Regions from separate parts of the Homo sapiens genome. Here region 2 is linked to region 1. The links are chromatin loops, found by intact Hi-C in ENCODE. Cell type or tissue: sigmoid colon. All regions are shown on one strand. Links, peaks and the distances in the headings refer to the core of each region. The heading gives the core; the rest is flanking DNA. Region 1 overlaps LOC105370364 (a long non-coding RNA gene). Region 2 overlaps SPACA7 (sperm acrosome associated 7).

Region 1 (9,897 bases), core at 870-8,869:
TGTGTGGGCTGACTTCCTGGGCTGCCCTCATGCCCACCATGCCCTCAGAGGGCGGCTGTGGCCCCAGGGCCCTGGAGGGCTCTTTCTCTGTGGCTTCTCTGACAGCCAGGTGTGCCTTATGCTGTCCCCTCTTCCTCTGCCGCTTCCCCAGACTCAGACCTTCCCCGTTGACTCCATCTCAGCCTCGGCCTCACGGCTTCAGTCTGTTCTTATTTCCTCTCATTCCTTCAGTGCGCTCATGGGTCTGATTCACAGAGCTGGATCCTGAGGTCCCTCCTGTAGACTCACCTGTGACCTCGCCTGCCAAGGAGATGCCCAGTGATATTTAACCCATAACCATCAGGCAATTTGCACAAGCCAATGAGTGGGAAAAATTCAGAGATACTAAGAATGTTAGGTTTAAATAGAATCTTATTCTTGCATAAGCCCAGAACATCTCCAGTTCAATCCTTCCCGGCTCCAGAGGCTGGCTTACTGGGGGACTGTTTGAGGAATGGGTTGGGATGCAGATTCCTGGGACCCAACAGAGATGCTTGACTCAGGGATGGATATTTAATAAGCTCTTCTCCCTGGTGCCTGGAGCATAATTAGGCTCGGGAGCTGTGACCTGGTCCTGGGTGTGGGGTATACCACAGACATCCTGCACATGTGTGCTGGGCAGGTGTCCTTTCTGGATTTGAATCTCTAGGATAAAGAGGAGATATTTCACACCATATGGAGTCTAAGTGCCTCACCCTCTGAGCCTTTGCACACTTGTATTTTTCGCAGCAAACTCATCTGTTGGAGGGAGGCTTTTCCTTACTCCTGAGGGAACCCTCCAGGGGCACTCTGGCTTTCTCTGCGCCTGCCCCGGGGAGGAGAAGTGACATAGCTGAAGCTTTGGGAGAGAGGACCAGGCATTGTGGCAGCACCTGCCTCCCTGTCTTGACATCTGCCTGCCCACGAGACATTTCTGCTGTGCTTCTCTGGGCTGTGGTTTTTCCAGGGTTGGCCCCATGGGAGGGGGTGGGGGGTGCTAGGGGTCCCTCAGTCCTGACAGAGACCGGGAGATCTGCCCAACTGGGGGCAGCGGGCACATTCTTCCACCAAGGGTTTATCCTCCACAAAGGAGATGTTTTTGCCTGCGTCTGCCTGCCTCCTGCCTCTTCCGTTACAGCTGGACTTGGGCAGGGGTAATTGCAAGGCTGAAATTACCATCGAAGGAAAATCTGCCTGTATTCCCAGAAGAGGGTAGCTTTTTCTGATGTTTCTGAGAAGTGCTGTTGTCATAATCCTCTTTAATATGGACTTCTTTGATTAAGAACATGGAAAAAATGGGATGGGGAAAAGTTTTCTTGATTACACATGTATAAACATTTTTGGCCCATGCTTTATTTTAAAATGCAGGGATGGGATGCTAATACGGTTTGCAAGCTCTATTTGGAAATGTGTGTTGGCAAGTGAATGTGTAAACAGAGTCAGGTGTCCTCTGACTCCCTTGAACCAACAGTGTGGACCTTGGCAGATGGCAGGTGAACCAATCCTAGGAACTGGAATTTACATTCTGGGTGCAAGATTTCAAGAGAGTGCTGAACTTTCCTGCTGCCGAATACACTTTCATGCACTGCGTGGGGATTTCTGATTCCCAGTTCTCTCCTTGGCAACTGTTGATTCAGTACTCTGTCTTGGTTCTAAATGTGCTGTTCTATTTCCTTGCATATGTCTTTGACCATGTGAAGCTGCACTTGGGGAAGGCCATTCTTTGTGTTGGTTCATGACTCACTGTGTGGCTTGGGCAAGTCATTTGCTAGACCTTGGTTTTACCTTCTGTCAAATGCGATGATGATAACTGCCCTGCTCTCTCAGAAGCCTTGGGTGAGCGTGAAGTGAGAGCATGGGCGTGTGTGGGAGGAACTGTAAAGTGTTGGTTAGTGCAGGGTTCTCAGGTTCTTGTGCCCTGTGTTCCTGCAGTGGCTCCCGAGGGCGAGAACGTGCCTGAACATGCACTCCAGAGATCCCAGAGTAAAGGGAATTATCCCTGCCAGTCTAGGGTTGACTTCCTCTGTCTCGGGAAGCTGTAGAAATGGTTTTAGATGCCATATTGTTCACATCTCCATGTGCCCTTGCCCCAGAAGTAGCTGGTCTTAATGCTCAAATTATAGGGTCACATATTCCATACCACAGACCTCCAGGAATAAGGGCAATTAGAGGGTTAGAAAGGGGTGTGCTTGCTTTTCTCTTTACGTATCGGTGTTGATAATGTGGATGCTGTACTTGGCATTTTGCTCGGTGTTGTTTTATTCAGATCCAAAATCTCCTGGACCAGAATTTCATCTTGGGGGAAGCACACAAGATCACGTTGGAGTCGGCCCTGCAGGGCTGGCCCTTGGCTCCTGTCCCCTAAGGCCATCTGTACACACAGTGAATGGGAAACAGGAACTCCGGGAACCCAGGGGATGTGGGACTTGACTTTCGAACGAACCTTCTCTGGGTGGGCAGGCCGCTGCCTCCCTCAATAATTTCAGAAAAACTGAGACCATTTGGACGTTTTGGACACTGAACATTGCCCCCCAAAGGTACAAGGCTGGACACTTGGCCCACACGTGGTCCTAAGTCTCCTTCCTGCCCTGGGTCCCTCTGTCCCATCTCTGAGGCTCTCCCAAAGCTGCCCTCTGTGTGTGAGTAAGCGTCGCTCCTGATCTCTGTGTCAACACAGCCTCATTTTCTTCTTTTACGTCCCTATGGGTCCTCCTAGGGAGCTTTTACCATGAGAGCCCTGAGCTTTGTGTCTGAGAGACCCAGAAAAAACACACAGGCTCTGCTCCCACCAGAATGTGATCTTGGACAAGCATCCTCACGGCTCTGAGCTTGGGTTTCCTGTCTGTAAAACGGGGGTATGTATTTGCCTGTGGGCTTTTCTGAGGGTCCAATAAAGCAGTGTATGCAGAAGGCGCTCAGCACGGATCCTGGGCCATGGCCAGGTGTTGTGGCAACCGAGAGTCACCGCTGTCTCTGCAGCACAGTCACCAGGCCAGACTGCAGTGCTGGGCTGAGCAGTGGGTCCTGGTTTGCTGGGGCCCTCTGGGTTTAGCCCAAAAAGTCCCTCAAAGAGGAGCTCCTCAGCCCCAGGCAAAGTGGGTGTCTGGTCTCTCTAGGACCAGCTCGTGCGGAATTCAAAGGTAAAGGGGAAGAGGCTGGAAATGAAGATGCCACCAATACGCCCGAGAAAAATGCTTTGTCCTGGGCTCTTGGTGTCTCGCCCAGCAGCCGCGCTGTCCCTCTTTCTCGCTCACAGAGCTGGGTTTTGGCAATGTGTGCCCCCAGTGAGGCCCTCTGTGGCCAGGTGGGCTACAGCCCTGTAAGGTAGGAGGAGTCTACCAGCTCTGCAAGGAATTTGCTCCTCCTGATAAAAGGGGAACCAGTGTCCAGGCCTGCACCCCCGCCTCCTGCCCTGGGAGTGGACGAGGCGTCTGGCACTGTGGACACCATCCTTGATCATGAGGCAGGAGCTTGAAGAGAGGCCAGGACAACCTCAGGGACATGGCCTCGTATTGCGGAGCTGCCGGACCAGAGCTGCGTGCCACCTGCCTCTTAGCCGCGGGCGCCCCAGGATCCCAGCCAAGGGGCTGGGCGCTGCCACTCAGGCTCTGTCCGCTGGGGCCAGTGATTGGACGGAAGCACCAATCTTAGGAATTCCAAGTTCCTAAACAGTCGTGGTGTCCAGTGAGATGGGGTCTTGGAGAAGAGTGGATATGCATTTGAATGGCAAGCATTTACTGGGCACTCATCTGAACCAGACACTGCCAGGTACTGGGGGCCAAAGACAGCCCAGCCTCAGTCACTGGTCTCTGTCCCACTCCAGCCAGCCATGTCCAGGAGTCAGGATTCTATAGCTGTGAGCAGGCACAGCAGGTCAGCAGTAACAGAGCACCCACCAAGGGCAAATGCCCTGTCCCCAGGGCAGATTGGGGCAGGCAGAGGACAGGATTCAGCTGACCAGCCCTAAGAAGTGAGCCCTCCTGGGGCACTGTCTGAACTTCCTGGCCAACTCTGGCTTCGGTTGCCCCATTGTTACTGGGGATCACCCCCGTCCATGGCGGATGGGCTGTCTCTGCAACTCTCCATCTCTAACAACTGTACCCACAGTCCCTGACCTGTCCCAGTGTGACCCAGTCCACTCCATGCCCGAAGCTGGGAGTGGCCTCCTGGGGACCCAAACTCCTCAAGCTGCAGACACCCTGGGATTCCCTGAGATGGGCGGATGGAGGCCCAGCTGCGGGGAGGCGCGTTCCTGCTCGGAGAGCAGTCAGGGCTTTGGGGGCCAAAGAGAGGCAGGAGGCCGAGCCACCCCGTGGTGAGCTGCCCAGGGCGAAAGGCTGCCTTGACCCTTCCACGGGCCTCCCTACCCTCGGGGAGATTGGTCAGGGCTAGAAAAACGCTTTAGGTAGAGATGAAGCCAGCAAGTGGAACAAGGTTAGGAAGCTCTTTGTTTTAAAACCATGTGTAACTGCTGATGGTTGAATTTTTTGAGATAGGAGAGGCTGAAATACAAACAATGACGAGCACAACCATCAAAACAGAGCCAAGCACACCTGCAGCAGCCAGTCCAGGGGGCTGGCCTGCTCCACAGTCAGACTTGCCAGAAGTCAGACCTCCTCTAGCGACGACTCAGGCAGCCACAACGCAATCCCTGGACCAGCCGGCCCCAGAGGGCCAGGAATGCATCCATCACCGACAGGTCCTATGGCTTTTGTCCTCGCTTCCAACTCAGAGCCAACCAGAGAAAGCCACACATGCTCCCTCACCAACCCCTCACCGCCCGTCTGATGAGCCACCCCCAGCACACCCAGCTGCAGCCTGCACGGGACCTGGGCTTCCTTTGCCTTAGTGAGGCCCCATCCCCTGCCTGACTCAGAGGCTCTGAAATTGCATGTGATGGTGACTCAGAGGCTTTGAGATTGCACGTGATGGTGGTGACTGCCCTCCCACAGCAAGCTCTGGACAGAGAGTCTCGGCCTGGCCTGCCTGGGTGGGCTTCACTGACCTCCACAGGGATTTGAATTCTCACTGTCAATGCTTTCAGCTTTCTACCTAGAAGAAATCTGGGGGTGTGGATGGGGGTAAGAGCTGCTGCTTCCTTCTAGGTTTAGTTGGTCAGGACCCAGGAAAAATATCAGAAATGCCAGCCACTCTTTCCTCTTCCAGAATCCTTTTCTGAGGCCACTGTTTCTCTGGGGGTGGCTGAGACACTGGCTGGAGCAGGTGCTGGTCTCAGGACTAAAACTCTCAGAATCTGGCAACCGCCAGATTCACCAGGAAAGTGAGTCCAGTCACAGCCATTCCTTGACCTTGGGGAGTCTAACTCCTGCCTGGGGCAGTTCGCTTGAGTACCCAGAAAGTGGACGGGGCGGCAGAAGCGAGAATGGGAACACCCATTCATTCACTGGAGCGCTCACTCATCCATCCACCTAACCCATCAAACACGCAGGCAGGCAGAGCTTTTCCCAGGCCTCTCCCACCCAGATGTGGAAAGGGAGCAAAGCCTGACTTCTGACAGCGACAGCTCCTGGAAAGGGCCCAGCACCTGGGGGCCCTGCGTTCCCACGGGAGCCCCTGTTCGAGGCCGTGCAGCCTTCACAGCCGCAGTCCCGGGCCCTGCCGGGTGGAAGGTGGCCCCATCCTCTACCCCGACCCCACTCCACAGGCAATGCTGGCAGAGAGGTCCTGGGAGGTGACTGTTTCCCAAGGGCATCGATGTGAGCAGGGGTCAGGACTGCATGCTCTGAGTCCCAGCATTCTGGGCCTCAGTTTACCCACATGTAAAACGAGAGGTCAGAGCAGAAGTGCAGGCACTGGCTAAGCGCTCACACCCTGGAGCGCGGCTGTCTACGTGGAAATGGCCGTGAAGGCAAAGGACACATGGAACTGTGGAGAGCCAGCGTGATGGAAAGACTGAAACATCTCACTAGTAATTTGACACTGATCCCATGTTGAAATCATCACGTGAAATACAATGTTATTGCAATGAGTTTCATCTGCATCTTTTTAATGTGGCCACTAGACAATGAAAAGCACATCTTCGGCTCATGCTGTGTTTCTATTGGACGGCCCTGGCCCAGGGCAGCAGTTCTCAGCCGGCTGTACTTTAGCATCACCTGCAGAGCCCTAGAGAAGCACAGAGGCACCAGGCTCAGCCAAACCAGCACGGCCTGCATCCCCGGGGTGAGGCCAGGGGGTCTGTAGTTTCCACCATCTTTCCAGGGGGCTGGCAGGGCTGAGGCGGTGGAGGAGGGGACGGCTCAGCCATGGGGCCTCTCAGGTGCACAGGAATCGGTGGCATCAGGTTGAATGCGGTGCTGGTGCTGGAGGGCTGGGCCCGGCTTGCCGCTGGGCGTTTCTAACAAGCTCCCCAAACCAGATGATGCAGACGCTGAGGGTCCTTGGACCTCACTTTGAGAAGCAAGGCTCCCACGCACTTTTTAGGTGTAATGGTCTAAAATTCTGTCTTCCTTAATTTCTTGAGAGTTTGACTCTTAGATGTCAGCAGTAAAGCTATGGGCCATTGGTATATGATTCTAGCCCCAAACCAATCAGTTCCCTCCACTGTCTGCAGTTGGTACCAGGTTATCTGGGAAAAAGCCACAGACAACCATCCAGTCCCCTTCATGTACAGGCCAGAGGTTGATAGGAGGGGCTTCCTTACCAAATACTGTGGTCATATCGTCATCCATATTTTTAAAACTTGACTAACTTGACGGCAGTCCAGAACTTGAACCTAGGGGGAAATAAAAGCCCTATAGTTTAACAATGTTCATTGAATTTGCATTTGCTTCTCTTTAAATGGATACCGTTTTGTGGGTGCCCACCAGCCCCCTCTAGAGGAAGGAGCCTGTCACGCGTATCCATATAGAAGACCACCTAAACAGGCTTTGTGTAAGCAACAAGGCTGTTTATTCACTTGGGTGCAAGTGGGCTGAGTCCGAAAAGAGAGTCAGCGAAGGAAGATAGGAGAGAGGCAGCTTTATAGGACTTGGGTAGGCAGTGGAAAGTTAGAGTTGAAGGTAGTTATCTGTTGTCAGCAGGAGAGGGGGGTCACAAGGTGCATGGTGGGGAGATCATGAGATCCATTGTCCAGGAGAAGAATGTCACAGGGTCGATTGATCAGTTAGGGTAGGGCAGGAACAAGTCATAATGTTGGAATGTCGTAAGGTTGGTTAATCAGTTAAGGCAGAAACTGACTGTTTCACTTCTTTTGTGGTTTCTTGGCTGCTCCAGGCTTCTTGGCTCCTGCTGGGCATCTGGATATATACGTGCAGGTCACAGGGGTTACAATGGCTTAGCTCCAGCTCAGAGGCCTGACAGAGCCCTGCCTGAGTTCCAGTCCCTCCTGCAGGCCATGAGAGATGGCCCTGGGAAAGTTCTTTGGGATTTGGGCTTCTTGTCTGGAAAATGGGGGGAAATGTTCATCCTCGGGGTGGCTGTGAGGATGGAGGACAATTGCCCAGGAGCTCTGAGCTAAGCCTGCCCTCCTGGTCCCTGGTCCCTTGAGAGGCCGAGACAACATCCTGGTCCCAAGGATGTCTAGGCTTACCCAGCTGTTTTGAGGTAAGCAAAGTAAGAGGGCACATCTCCTTTTGTGAAAGCAACACTTTGACCTCTTTCATGACAGCACCCGCAATGCATGCACCTGTGTCAGAGGCGTTTGAACCAGAGCCACTCCATCTTGAGTAGGGGCTCGGTAAAATAAGGCTGAGACCTGCTGGAGTGCATTCCCAGGAGGTTAGACATTCTAAGTCACAGGATGAGGCAGGAGGTCAGCACAAGATACAGGTCATAAAACCTTGCCGATAAAACAGGTTGCAGTAAAGAAGATGGCCAAAACCCACCCAAACCAAGATGGCAACAAGTGTGACCTCTGGACGTCCTCACTGCTACATGCCAACCAGCGCTATGACAGTTTATAAATGCCATGGCAATGTCAGGAAGTTACCCTATATGGTCTAAAAAGGGGAGGCATGAATCATCCACCCCTTCTTCAGCATATCATCAATAAATAACCATAAAAATGGGCAACCAGCAGCCCTTGGGGCTACTTTGTCTATAGAATAGCCATTCTTTTATTCCTGTACTTTCCTAATAAACTTGCTTTCACCTTATGGATTTGCCTTGAATTCTTTCTTGCGTGAGATCCAAGAACCCTCCCTTGGGGTCTGGATTGAGACCACTTTCTTGTAAAATCTTTCCGGTGAACCATGGAAGAGATGATACTAAAGAGACCCCCAACCCAAAGGAAATAGACTGCACACTGATTGGCTGACCTTGTAAGTCATTTGCATTTACCCGGGTGAAGGGTGGGATTGGGTTAGAGGCCCAACTTAAGGGAGTTAGAGTCTCTCCTAAGACAGAGTGGGTTAAAGGCAACTCTTAATAAAAGGCAAGAAAGCTTGACTGAACTTGGGTTCAAGGCCCAACTTAGGAGGGTTAGAGTCCTTCCTAAGATTTAGGGGGTTAGAGGCCCCTCTCAGTAAGGTCCCTCTCAGCTAAGAACATGTTTGGCACTAAGGGATGTTAACTGCTATTCTCTTTGGATTAATCTGCCTTGCACTCTTTGCTGATGGCTATGGGTGACAGAATCATGGGACATGGGGGGCTTTTTGCTCCCTAAAGGGGGAAACTTGAGAGCTGATGGGACTGCTGGAAAAGATCCCTTTGCTACTGACAAGCGGCTGCCCGAACTTTTCAGTGTCACTACAATGGCTGGGTCTTTCTCTGGCCTCCTTGAGCTCTTCACCTTCCCCACCCTGCCACAGGCACTGCTTTCTCTCTCTTTCCTTTTCCTTTCTTATCTTTTCTATTACTCAGGGCGACCATCTTGCCCAGAGACCACAAGTTGAAACTCCCGGTTGGGGGTTGGATTAAAAGTGATGGGGCCCTGAAACCCCGTCTCTACTAAAAATACAAAAAAAAAAAAATTAGCCGGGCGTGATGGCGGGCGCCTGTAGTCCCAGCTACTCTGGAGGCTGAGGCAGGAGAATGGCGTGAACCCGGGAGGCGGAGCTTGCAGTGAGCCGAGATCACACCACTGCACTCCAGTCTGGGCGACAGAGTGAGACTCCGTCTCAAAAAAAACAAAAAACAAAAAACAAAAAAGTGATGGGGCCCAACCGGGGGCAAGCTTGAGCTTTGCCAGTTTGATATTGAGTGCTAAGCATAGTGGCTAATGTCCATGTTTTGTCATGTATTTTGCTCTGGCCAGAACAGAAAAAGATTATTTTCCTTTGTGTCGCGGCTTTGTCCCCAGGGCTGTGGAGCAGCGAGCCAGGTCACTAGGGCCATTCAGGGAAAGGGAACCCACCAGCCTGGCATGCCAGCAAAAGGGAAAGGATTTCTTACCAGTCAGACTTCTGGCCTCTCTCGTTCTCTCTGTGCAAACCATTCTCTCTCTCTGTGCCCGTTGAATGAATGGTAAAAATCAGTTTATCTCTTTCTATAAAGTTTTGATTAATAGGAAAAGGGATTCGTAAGGCTAGTCTTAAGCTGTAGTAAATCTGGTGTGCTTTGCATATTTTTCTGTATTGTTCTGTCATAAAGAGGGGTAACTTAGGATAGAATGCAGGCTTAGGACCCCATAAGCCTGCTGTTCAAAATGGCCTTGCAAACTGGTCAGTAACAAACTTTGCTGCAGGTCCCTGAGGAAAAAAAAAAACTGAATAAAGTTTTCCTCTCATCTTGTTTCATGTCCTTGGGAGCTTGACCTTGTAACCATATGGCGGTACTTTCTCTTGGTCTCTGTCATCTGGAGAATAGGAATTTTGGAGTTCATGTAAGTTAGCCCTAAAAATCATCTCAAGCAGTTAAAAGCCTTCACAAGCTCAAAATCTGCTGCTCTGGGCTCCTTCTGATAAGAGCAATGGAGAC
Region 2 (9,897 bases), core at 1,301-9,300, 1.4 Mb after region 1:
GTCAAGGGGCTGAGTGGGAAGAGAAGGGTGTAATGGGGGTGGGGGGAGGAGTGGAGGCCCAGGGGGACACATCCAGTGGTGCAAGAGGGCTAACGGAGATTAGATGGTGAGAAGAGAACTCGAGTGCAGAGACTACATCTAGGAGAGAACTCTGGGAGCCAGTGTGGGGAGATCTGGGCCATGGCCACTCTGTATGGTTTGCAAAGTCACGGCAAAAAGGAGAGGAGCAGAGCCAGTGCCACAGTGGGGCAGGTCAGGAGGGTTTTAGAAGGGGTTTCAGTAAACGGAAGAACCTTGCCCACGTGCAATTGAGCTCCATTCCTTTTCATGGGCATGTGTTCAAAAAATGGCAGTGTTAGCACAATCCGAGAGCAGCATTTTTGGCCCTCTGTATTAGTCAGTTCTTGCACTGCTATAGAGACATACCTGAGACTGGGTAATTTATGAAGAAAAGAGGTTTAATTGGTTCACTATTCTGTGAACTGTATAGGCTTCTGCTTCTGGGGAGGCCTCAGGAAACTTACAATCATGGCAGAAGGCAAAGGAGAAGCAAGTACATCTTACATGGCCAGCAGGAGGAACAGAGAGCGTGGGCAGGTGCTACGCACTTGTAAACAACGAAATCTCAGGAAAACTCACTATCACGAGAACAGCAAGGGGGACGCCAGCCCCCGTGATTCAGTCACCTCCCACCAGGCTCCTCCTCCAACACTAGGAATTACAATTCAACCTCAGATTTGAGTGGGGACATAAATCCAAACCATATCAGCCTCTGACATCCAAAGGTGAAGCAGAAGACAGGAAACCCTCACTGCGTGTCCTACATGGACTGGCCAGAGCCTCCATGGCCAGTGGTCTCTCACCAGGAAGGAATGCTGGGGGTGCTGCACTGTTTAAACCACAAAAGGGAGGAGAGTCTGGTCACAGACTTGGATGATTGGCTCAAGGAGACAAAGGAATAGGTCTTTCGTTTCTTGTTTTCCAGAGCTGGCTTCTTCTTACTCCTTAGGAAAGCATTCAGGTCACAGTTGTGTAAGGAATGGGTAAGAGAGAAAAAAGGTCAGAGTTTAGTCCTTACCTCCCAAGATCTGATTTCCTCATCCAAACAGTTGAAACAGGTGACCAAGGTCTTCCCCAGCTTGAAGACCAATTAAGGGATCATTTCTAAATCACTTTCTCACGAGGAACATTGGGTTTCCTTACTCTCCTTGGTCCTTAATGACTCAGTGGGCACTTCAGGCATTTGCCTCAGAAATTGAGTTGACCATGTTTTGTGGCTTTCTTGAGATGTTGGACCTTTAGGGAGAGAGGAGAGCAGTTAACGTGGTCCTAGTGATTGAGAAGGGTGCAGTGCTGTTTTCCCCAAATTAACCAGAATGAAGTCTCAGAACTCCACAGGGAACCCTTTCACGGAGGCCAGCGTGTGCACGATGTAAATATCGAGAAAGAGCAGTGGATTCTTACAATTACATGGCGTGCGGCACCTTAAAACCGTGAGGCTGAAGTCAGAGGTGACACATGAAGGATATGGCAAAGCCACTCCACTTGACAATGCACTTTAAAAACCGCACGGATGTTATAAAACCCAAATATTTTACTCCACATGCTTACTGGCTGACTTGCACAATACTTCCATTATAATTACGGGACAGACACAAAATGAAAAGAATATTTTTAACAAAGCACTTGCACGATGCAGCTGTACCCATTCTTAATGATCATTAATGTCTCATCCAAAGAGAACTGTACTTTGTTTGTTTCGTTTACCGAAGGTCAGCATACTGGGAAGCAATTGCCATCACATCTCAGACCTTTTTGCATATTTTCCCGCATTGTTCTGAGCCTGCATGTGCGCAGACGAGTCGATTGGTATGCAGATTGTCTGTCATTAAAGCCATTTGGAAATCAGCTTTGTCACTGGTTTAGTGTTGGAACTTCAGATCCTAGAAGCCACCACTGGAAAGCTCTGTGCACTCTGAAAGGGAAGGTGTGTGGCCCTGCTGAGCCCAACCTCGGGGCTGGAGGAAGAAGCTGACCTTGACCTTGAGCCAAAGCAATGCCCCAGGACGCTGAGACGCCACACCTCCAATAAAGAAAAACTGTGAATGGCAGAAGCAGGGAACTACTGGGAAGGGGCTAACAAGGAGAAAGCAGTGCTCAGAACCGCCACCCACTCTCAGGGTCACTCAGCACAGTCAGCTCCCATCAGTCAGGCAGCCGAGGCCACAGGTCAGGAGGCCACGGGGCCTGTGGACAACCCATATTCCAGACCTCGGCATTTCACCCACATGACCCCACCTCTTATCTGCAGATGGGACCACCCTGAAATCACTTTGCTTATGAAGGAGGAGAAAGGGGGGTGGCCCATCTCTCTGAGTCCTGCCCCTCCTAAAACAGAGCCATGAAGCCAGGTCTTCATGATGCAGCCACAGCATTGCACAATGTTTCCCATTTCCCCAGAACATGTTTCTAAGCCTCCAGGTGCATGCACTGTGGGCGCCTTTCACGAAGGAGGTCCAAATGCTGCTTTCACAAGAGGAACATGCCCTCTTACTCTGCTTACCTCAAAGCAGCTGGGTGAGCCCAGTCATCCTTGCGACCGGGATGTCGTCTTGACCTCTCAAGGGGTGATTCTAGGGACCAGGAGGGCAGGCTCAGCTCAGAGCTCCTGGACAATTGTCCTCCATCCTCACAGCCACCCCGGAGGTGGCTGTTTCTCCGCATTTTCCAGACAAGAAAGCCAAGTCCCAGAGAACTTTCCTGGGGCCATCTCTCATCACCCGCAGGAGAGACTGGAACTTGGGCAGGGCTCCTTCCTCTAGAGGGGGCTGGTGGGCACCCACAAAACCATATCCATTTAAAGAGAAAAATATGCAAATTCAATGAACATTGTTAAACTGTAGGGTTTTTATTTCCTTCTAGGTTCACCTACTGAAATACCATTCAGTTCAAAACAGGAGGATATGTCTGAATTATTAGGTAAGGAAGCCCCTCCTATCAACCTCTGGCCTGTACGTGAAGAGGGCTGGATGGTTGTCTGTGGCTGTTTCCCAGATAACCTGGTACCAACTGCAGACAGTGGAGGGAACTGATTGGTTTGGGGCTAGAATCATATACCAATGGCCCATAGCTTTACTGCTGACATCTAAGAGTCAAACTCTCAAGAAATTAAGGAAGACAGAATTTTAGACCATTACACCTAAAAAGTGCGTGGGAGCCTTGCTTCTCAAAGTGAGGTCCAAGGACCCTCAGCGTCTGCATCATCTGGTTTGGGGAGCTTGTTAGAAACGCCCAGCGGCAAGCCGGGCCCAGCCCTCCAGCACCAGCACCGCATTCAACCTGATGCCACCGATTCCTGTGCACCTGAGAGGCCCCATGGCTGAGCCGTCCCCTCCTCCACCGCCTCAGCCCTGCCAGCCCCCTGGAAAGATGGTGGAAACTACAGACCCCCTGGCCTCACCCCGGGGATGCAGGCCGTGCTGGTTTGGCTGAGCCTGGTGCCTCTGTGCTTCTCTAGGGCTCTGCAGGTGATGCTAAAGTACAGCCGGCTGAGAACCGCTGCCCTGGGCCAGGGCCGTCCAATAGAAACACAGCATGAGCCGAAGATGTGCTTTTCATTGTCTAGTGGCCACATTAAAAAGACACAGATGAGGCCAAAGCGGGCAGATCACGAGGTCAAGAGACAGAGACCATCCTGGCCAACATGGTGAAACCCCGCCTCTACTAAAAATACAAAAATTAGCTGGGCGTGGTGATGTGTGCCTGTAGTCCCAACCACTTGAGAGGCTGAGACAGGAGAATCCCTTGAACCCTGGAGGCAGAGGTTGCAGTAAGCTGAGATCGCAGCATTGCCCTCCTGCCTGGCAACAGAGCGAGACTCTGTCTCAAAAAAAAAAAAAAAGACACAGATGAAACTCATTGTAATAATATTTTATTTCACGTGATGATTTCAACATGGGATCAGTGTCAAATTACTAGTGAGATGTTTCAGTCTTTCCATCACACTGGCTCTCCACAGTTCCATGTGTCCTTTGCCTTCACGGCCATTTCCACGTGGACAGCCGCGCTCCAGGGTGTGAGCGCTTAGCCAGTGCCTGCACTTCTGCTCTGACCTCTCGTTTTACATGTGGGGAAACTGAGGCCCAGAATGCTGGGACTCAGAGCATGCAGTCCTGACCCCTGCTCACATCGATGCCCTTGGGAAACAGTCACCTCCCAGGACCTCTCTGCCAGCATTGCCTGTGGAGTGGGGTCGGGGTAGAGGATGGGGCCACCTTCCACCCGGCAGGGCCCGGGACTGCGGCTGTGAAGGCTGCACGGCCTCGAACAGGGGCTCCCGTGGGAACGCAGGGCCCCCAGGTGCTGGGCCCTTTCCAGGAGCTGTCGCTGTCAGAAGTCAGGCTTTGCTCCCTTTCCACATCTGGGTGGGAGAGGCCTGGGAAAAGCTCTGCCTGCCTGCGTGTTTGATGGGTTAGGTGGATGGATGAGTGAGCGCTCCAGTGAATGAATGGATGTTCCCATTCTCGCTCCTGCCGCCCCGTCCACTTTCTGGGTACTCAAGGGAACTGCCCCAGGCAGGAGTTAGACTCCCCAAGGTCAAGGAATGGCTGTGACTGGACTCACTTTCCTAGTGAAGCTGGCGGGTGCCAGATTCTGAGAGTTTTAGTCCTGAGACCAGCACCTGCTCCAGCCAGTGTCTCAGCCACCCCCAGAGAAACAGTGGCCTCAGAAAAGGATTCTGGAAGAGGAAAGAGTGGCTGGCGTTTCTGATATTTTTCCTGGGTCCTGACCAACTAAACCTAGAAGGAAGCAGCAGCTCTTACCCCCATCCACACCCCCAGATTTCTTCTAGGTAGAAAGCTGAAAGCATTGACAGTGAGAATTCAAATCCCTGTGGAGGTCAGCGAAGCCCACCCAGGCAGGCCAGGCCGAGACTCTCTGTCCAGAGCTTGCTGTGGGAGGGCAGTCACCACCATCACGTGCAATGTCAAAGCCTCCGAGTCACCATCACGTGCAATTTCAGAGCCTCTGAGTCAGGCAGGGGATGGGGCCTCACTAAGGCAAAGGAAGCCCAGGTCCCGTGCAGGCTGCAGCTGGGTGTGCTGGGGATGGCTCATCAGACGGGCGGTGAGGGGTTGGTGAGGGAGCATGTGTGGCTTTCTCTGGTCGGCTCCGAATTGGAAGCGAGGACAAAAGCCAGAGGAGCTGTCGATGATGGATGCATTCCTGGCCCTCTGGGGCCGGCTGGTCCAGGGGTTGCGCTTCGGCTGCCTGAGTCGTTGCTAGAGGAGGTCTGACTTCCTGCAGGTCTTACTGCGGAGCAGGCCAGCCCCCCGGACTGGCTGCTGCAGGTGTGGTTGGCTCTGTTTCTGTTTTTTGTTTTTTTTGAGATGGAGTCTCACACTCTTGCCACCCAGGGTGAAGTGCAGTGGCGAGATCTCAACTCACTGCAACCTCCACCTTCTGGGTTCAAGCGATTCTCCTGCCTCAGCCTCCCGAGTAGCTGGGATTTCAGATGTGCACCACCTCACCCAGCTAATTTTTGCATTTTTAGTAGGACAGGGTTTCACCATATTGGCCAGGCTGGTCTCAAAGTCCTAACCTCAGGTGATCTGCCCACCTCGGCCTCCCAGTGCGCTGGGATTACAGGAGTGAGCCACTGCGCCCAGCCTGGCCACAGCTGTTTTGATGGATGGTCTGGTCATTGTATTTCAGCTTCTCCTCTCTCAAAAAATTCAACCATCAGCAGTTAGACTTGGTTTTAAAACAAAGAGCTTCCTAACCTTGTTCCACCTGCTGGCTTCATCTCTACCTAAAGCGTTTTTCTAGCCCTGACCAATCTCCCCGAGGGTAGGGAGGCCCGTGGAAGGGTCAAGGCAGCCTTTCGCCCTGGGCAGCTCACCCTGGGGTGGCTCGGCCCCCCGCCTCTCTTTGGCCCCCAAAGCCATGACTGCTCTCCGAGCAGGAACGCGCCTCCTCACAGCTGGGCCACCATCCACCCGCCTCAGGGAATCCCAGGGTGTCTGCAACTTGAGGAGTTTGGGTCCCCAGGAGGCCACTCCCGGCTTCGGGCATGGAGTGGACTGGGTCACACTGGGACAGGTCAGGGACTGTGGGTACAGTTGTTAGAGATGGAGAGTTGCAGAGACAGCCCATCCACCATGGACGGGGGTGATCCCCAGTAACAATGGGGCAACCGAAGCCAGAGTTGGCCAGGAAGTTCAGACAGTGCCCCAGGAGGGCTCACTTCTTAGGGCTGGTCAGCTGAATCCTATCCTCTGCCTGCCCCCATTTGCCCTGGGAGCCCATCTGCCCTTGGTGGAAGCTCTGTTACTGCTGACCTGCTGTGCCTGGTCACGGCTGTAGAATGCTGCCTCCTGGACATGGCTGGCTGGAATGGGGTAGAGACCAGGGACTGAGGCTGGGCCATCCTTGGCCCCCCAGTGCCTGTGCAGTGTCTGGTTCAGAAGAGTGCCCAGTAAATGCTTGCCATTCAAATGCATATCCACTCTTCTCCAAGACCCCTATCTCACTGGACACCATGACTGTTTAGGAACTTGGAATTCCTAAGATTGGTGCTTCTGTCCAATCACTGGCCCCAGAGGACAGAGCCTGAGTGGCAGCGCCCAGCCCCTTGGCTGGGATCCTGGGGCACCCGCGGCTAAGAGGCAGGTGGCACGCAGCTCTGGTCCGGCAGCTCCGCAATACAAGGCCATGTCCCTGAGGTTGTCCTGGCCTCTCCTCAAGCTCGTGCCTCATGATCAAGGATGGTGTCCACAGTGCCAGACACCTCGTCCACTCCCAGGGCAGGAGGCGGGGGTGCAGGCCTGGACACTGGTTCCCCTTTTATCAGGAGGAGCAAATTCCTCGCAGAGCTGGTAGACTCCTCCTACCTTACAGGCCTGTAGCCCACCCGGCTGCAGGGGGCCTCACTGGGGGCACACATTGCCAAAACCCAGCTCTGTGAGTGAGAAAGAGGGACAGCGCGGCTGCTGGGTGAGAAACCAAGAGCCCAGGACAAAGCTTTTTTATCGGTCGTATTGGTGACATCTTCGTTTCCAGTGGCATTTTCAGCCTCTTCCCCTTTACCCTCGAATTCTGCATGAGCTGGTCCTGGGGTGACCAGACGCCCGCTTTGCCTGGGGCTGAGGAGCTTCTTCTTGAGGGACTTTCTGGGCTAAACCCAGAGGGCCCCAGCAAACCAGGACCCACTGCCCAGCCCAGCACTGCAGCCTGGCCTGGTGACTGTGCTGCAGAGACAGCGGTGACTCTCGGTTGCCACAACACCTGGCCATGGCCCAGGCTCCGTGCTGAGCACCTTCTGCATACACTGCTTTATTGGACCCTCAGGAAAGCCCACAGGCAAATACACACCCCCATTTTACAGACAGGAAACCAAAGCTCAGAGCCGTGAGGACGCTTGTCCAAGATCACATTCTGGTGGGAGCAGAGCCCGTGTGTTTTTTCCGGGTCTGTCAGACACAAAGCTCAAGGCTCTCATGGTAAAATCTCCCTAGGAGAACCCATAGGGACGTAAAAGAAGAAAATGCGGCTGTGTTGACACAGAGATCAGGAGCGACGCTCACTCACACACGGAGGGCAGCTTTGGGAGAGCCTCAGAGATGGGACAGAGGGACCCAGGGCAGGAAAGAGACTTAGGACCACGTGTGGGCCAAGCGTCCAGCCTTGTACCTTTGGGGGGCAATGTTCAGTGTCCAAAATGTCCAAATGGTCTCAGTTTTTCTGAAATTATTGAGGGAGGCAGCGGCCTGCCCACCCAGAGAAGGTTCTTTCGAAAGTCAAGTCCCACATCCCCTGGGTTCCCGGAGTTCCTGTTTGTACAGGAACTGTGTGTACATTCACTGTGTGTACAGATGGCCTTAGGGGACAGGAGCCAAGGGCCAGCCCTGCAGGGCCGACTCTAACGTGATCTTGTGTGCTTCTCCCAAGATGAAATTCTGGTCCAGGAGATTTTAGATCTGAATAAAACAACACCGAGCGAAATGCCAAGTACAGCATCAACATTATCAACACCGTTACGTAAGGAGAAAAGCAAGCACACCCCTTTCTAACCCTCTAATTGCCCTTATTCCTGGAGGTCTGTGGTATGGAATACGTGACCCTATAATTTGAGCATTAAGACCAGCTATTTCTGGGGCAAGGGCACATGGAGATGTGAACAATATGGCATCTAAAACCATTTCTACAGCTTCCCGAGACAGAGGAAGTCAACCCTAGACTGGCAGGGTTAATTCCCTTTACTCTGGGATCTCTGGAGTGCGTGTTCAGGCACGTTCTCGCCCTCGGGAGCCACTGCAGGAACACAGGGCACAAGAACCTGAGAACCCTGCACTAACCAACACTTTACAGTTCCTCCCACACACGCCCATGCTCTCACTTCACGCTCACCCAAGGCTTCTGAGAGAGCAGGGCAGTTATCATCACCCCATTTGACAGAAGGTAAAACCAAGGTCTAGCAAATGACTTGCCCAAGCCACACAGTGAGTCATGAACCAACACAAAGAATGGCCTTCCCCAAGTGCAGCTTCACATGGTCAAAGACATATGCAAGGAAATAGAACAGCACATTTAGAACCAAGACAGAGTACTGAATCAACAGTTGCCAAGGAGAGAACTGGGAATCAGAAATCCCCACACAGTGCATGAAAGTGTATTCGGCAGCAGGAAAGTTCAGCACTCTTGAAATCTTGCACCCAGAATGTAAATTCCAGTTCCTAGGATTGGTTCACCTGCCATCTGCCAAGGTCCACACTGTTGGTTCAAGGGAGTCAGAGGGCACCTGACTCTGTTTACACCTTCACTTACCAACGCACATTTCCACATAGAGCTTGCAAACTGTATTAACATCCCAACCTTATATTGTAAAATAAAGCATGGGCCAAAAATGTTTATACCTGTGTAATCAAGAAAACTTTTCCCCATTTTTTTCCATGTTCTTCATTGAAGATGCTGGTATTGATGAGAATTATCAAGCTGGTGGTTCTGAGAATTACCATGAATTATTAGAGAATTTACAATTCTCTCCTGGCATTGAGGTCAAAATTTCCAATGATGGTAAATGCAACCCAGTAATTACCCCTTCCCAAGTCCAGCTGTAATGGGAGAGGTAGGAGGCAGGCAGACGCAGGCGGAAACATCTCCTTCCTGGAGGATAAACCCTTGGTGGGAGAATGTGCCCACTTCCCCTGGTTGGGCAGATCTCCCAGTCTCTGTCGGGGCTGAGGGACCCCCAGCTTCCTCACCCCCTGCTGTGGGGCCGACCCTGGAAAAAACACAGCCCAGGGAAGCACAGCAGAAATGTCTCATGGGCAGGCAGATGCCAAGACAGGGAGGCAGGTGCTGCCACAATGCCTGGCCCCCTCTCCCAAAGCTTCAGCTAAGTCACTTCTCCTTCACAGGGCAGGTGCAGAGAGAGCCAGAGTGCCCCCAGGGGGGTCCCCCAGAAGTAGGGAAAAGCCTCCCTCCAACAGATGAGTCTGCTGGGAAAAAAATCAGTGTGCAAAGGCTCAGAGGATAAGATACTTGGACCCCATGGAGGGGCAAAATACCTCCTCTTTACCCTGGAGATTCAAAACCAGAAAGGGCACATATATATACCCAGGTATATGAGTCCATTCTCACACTGCTACAACGAACTACCTGAGGCTGAGTAATTTATAAAGAAAAGAGGTTTAATTTGTTCATGGTTCTGCAGGCTGTGCATGAGGCATGGCTGGGAGCCCTCAGGAAACTTACAATCATGGCAGAAGACCCTAGAGGAAGCAAGTACATCTTCACATGGAGACAGGAGAGAGAGAGTGAAGGGGGAGGTGCCACACACTTATAACCAGACCTCATGAGAACTCACTATCATGAGAACAGCAAGGAGCAACTCTG

The links. Hi-C counts contacts between places; a loop is a spot of excess contacts. Peaks named below come from ENCODE experiments on the same cell type or tissue, not always from the same donor. Only the 100,000 strongest peaks of a DNase experiment are listed, where the experiment ranks them.
Region 2: a loop joins it to region 1, with 23 times the contacts of the local background. A loop is called at or near these places in 8 of 110 quality-filtered maps.

Annotation. Positions count from the first base shown.
Region 1 is chr13:110,950,498-110,960,394 of GRCh38, forward strand. LOC105370364 (a long non-coding RNA gene) reads right to left here. Exons shown (of 3, transcript XR_931732.3): 2 at 6,683-6,754. Among named protein-coding and RNA genes, the nearest start is that of LINC00431, 11 kb to the right of the region's middle. RefSeq lists a silencer at 1,701-1,750, enhancers at 5,423-6,224, 6,490-7,689 and a cis regulatory region at 6,769-7,332. In sigmoid colon, for the core only: no CTCF peak of the experiment used is centred there; a DNase peak (open chromatin) is centred at 4,854.
Region 2 is chr13:112,390,099-112,399,995 of GRCh38, forward strand. SPACA7 (sperm acrosome associated 7) reads left to right here. Exons shown (of 7, transcript NM_145248.5): 2 at 2,923-2,979; 3 at 7,951-8,040; 4 at 8,968-9,075. It overlaps LOC105370372 (a long non-coding RNA gene), which reads right to left. Exons shown (of 5, transcript XR_944294.2): 3 at 1,079-1,296. Among named protein-coding and RNA genes, the nearest start is that of SPACA7, 19 kb to the left of the region's middle. RefSeq lists an enhancer at 1,600-2,130. In sigmoid colon, for the core only: no CTCF peak of the experiment used is centred there; a DNase peak (open chromatin) is centred at 5,163.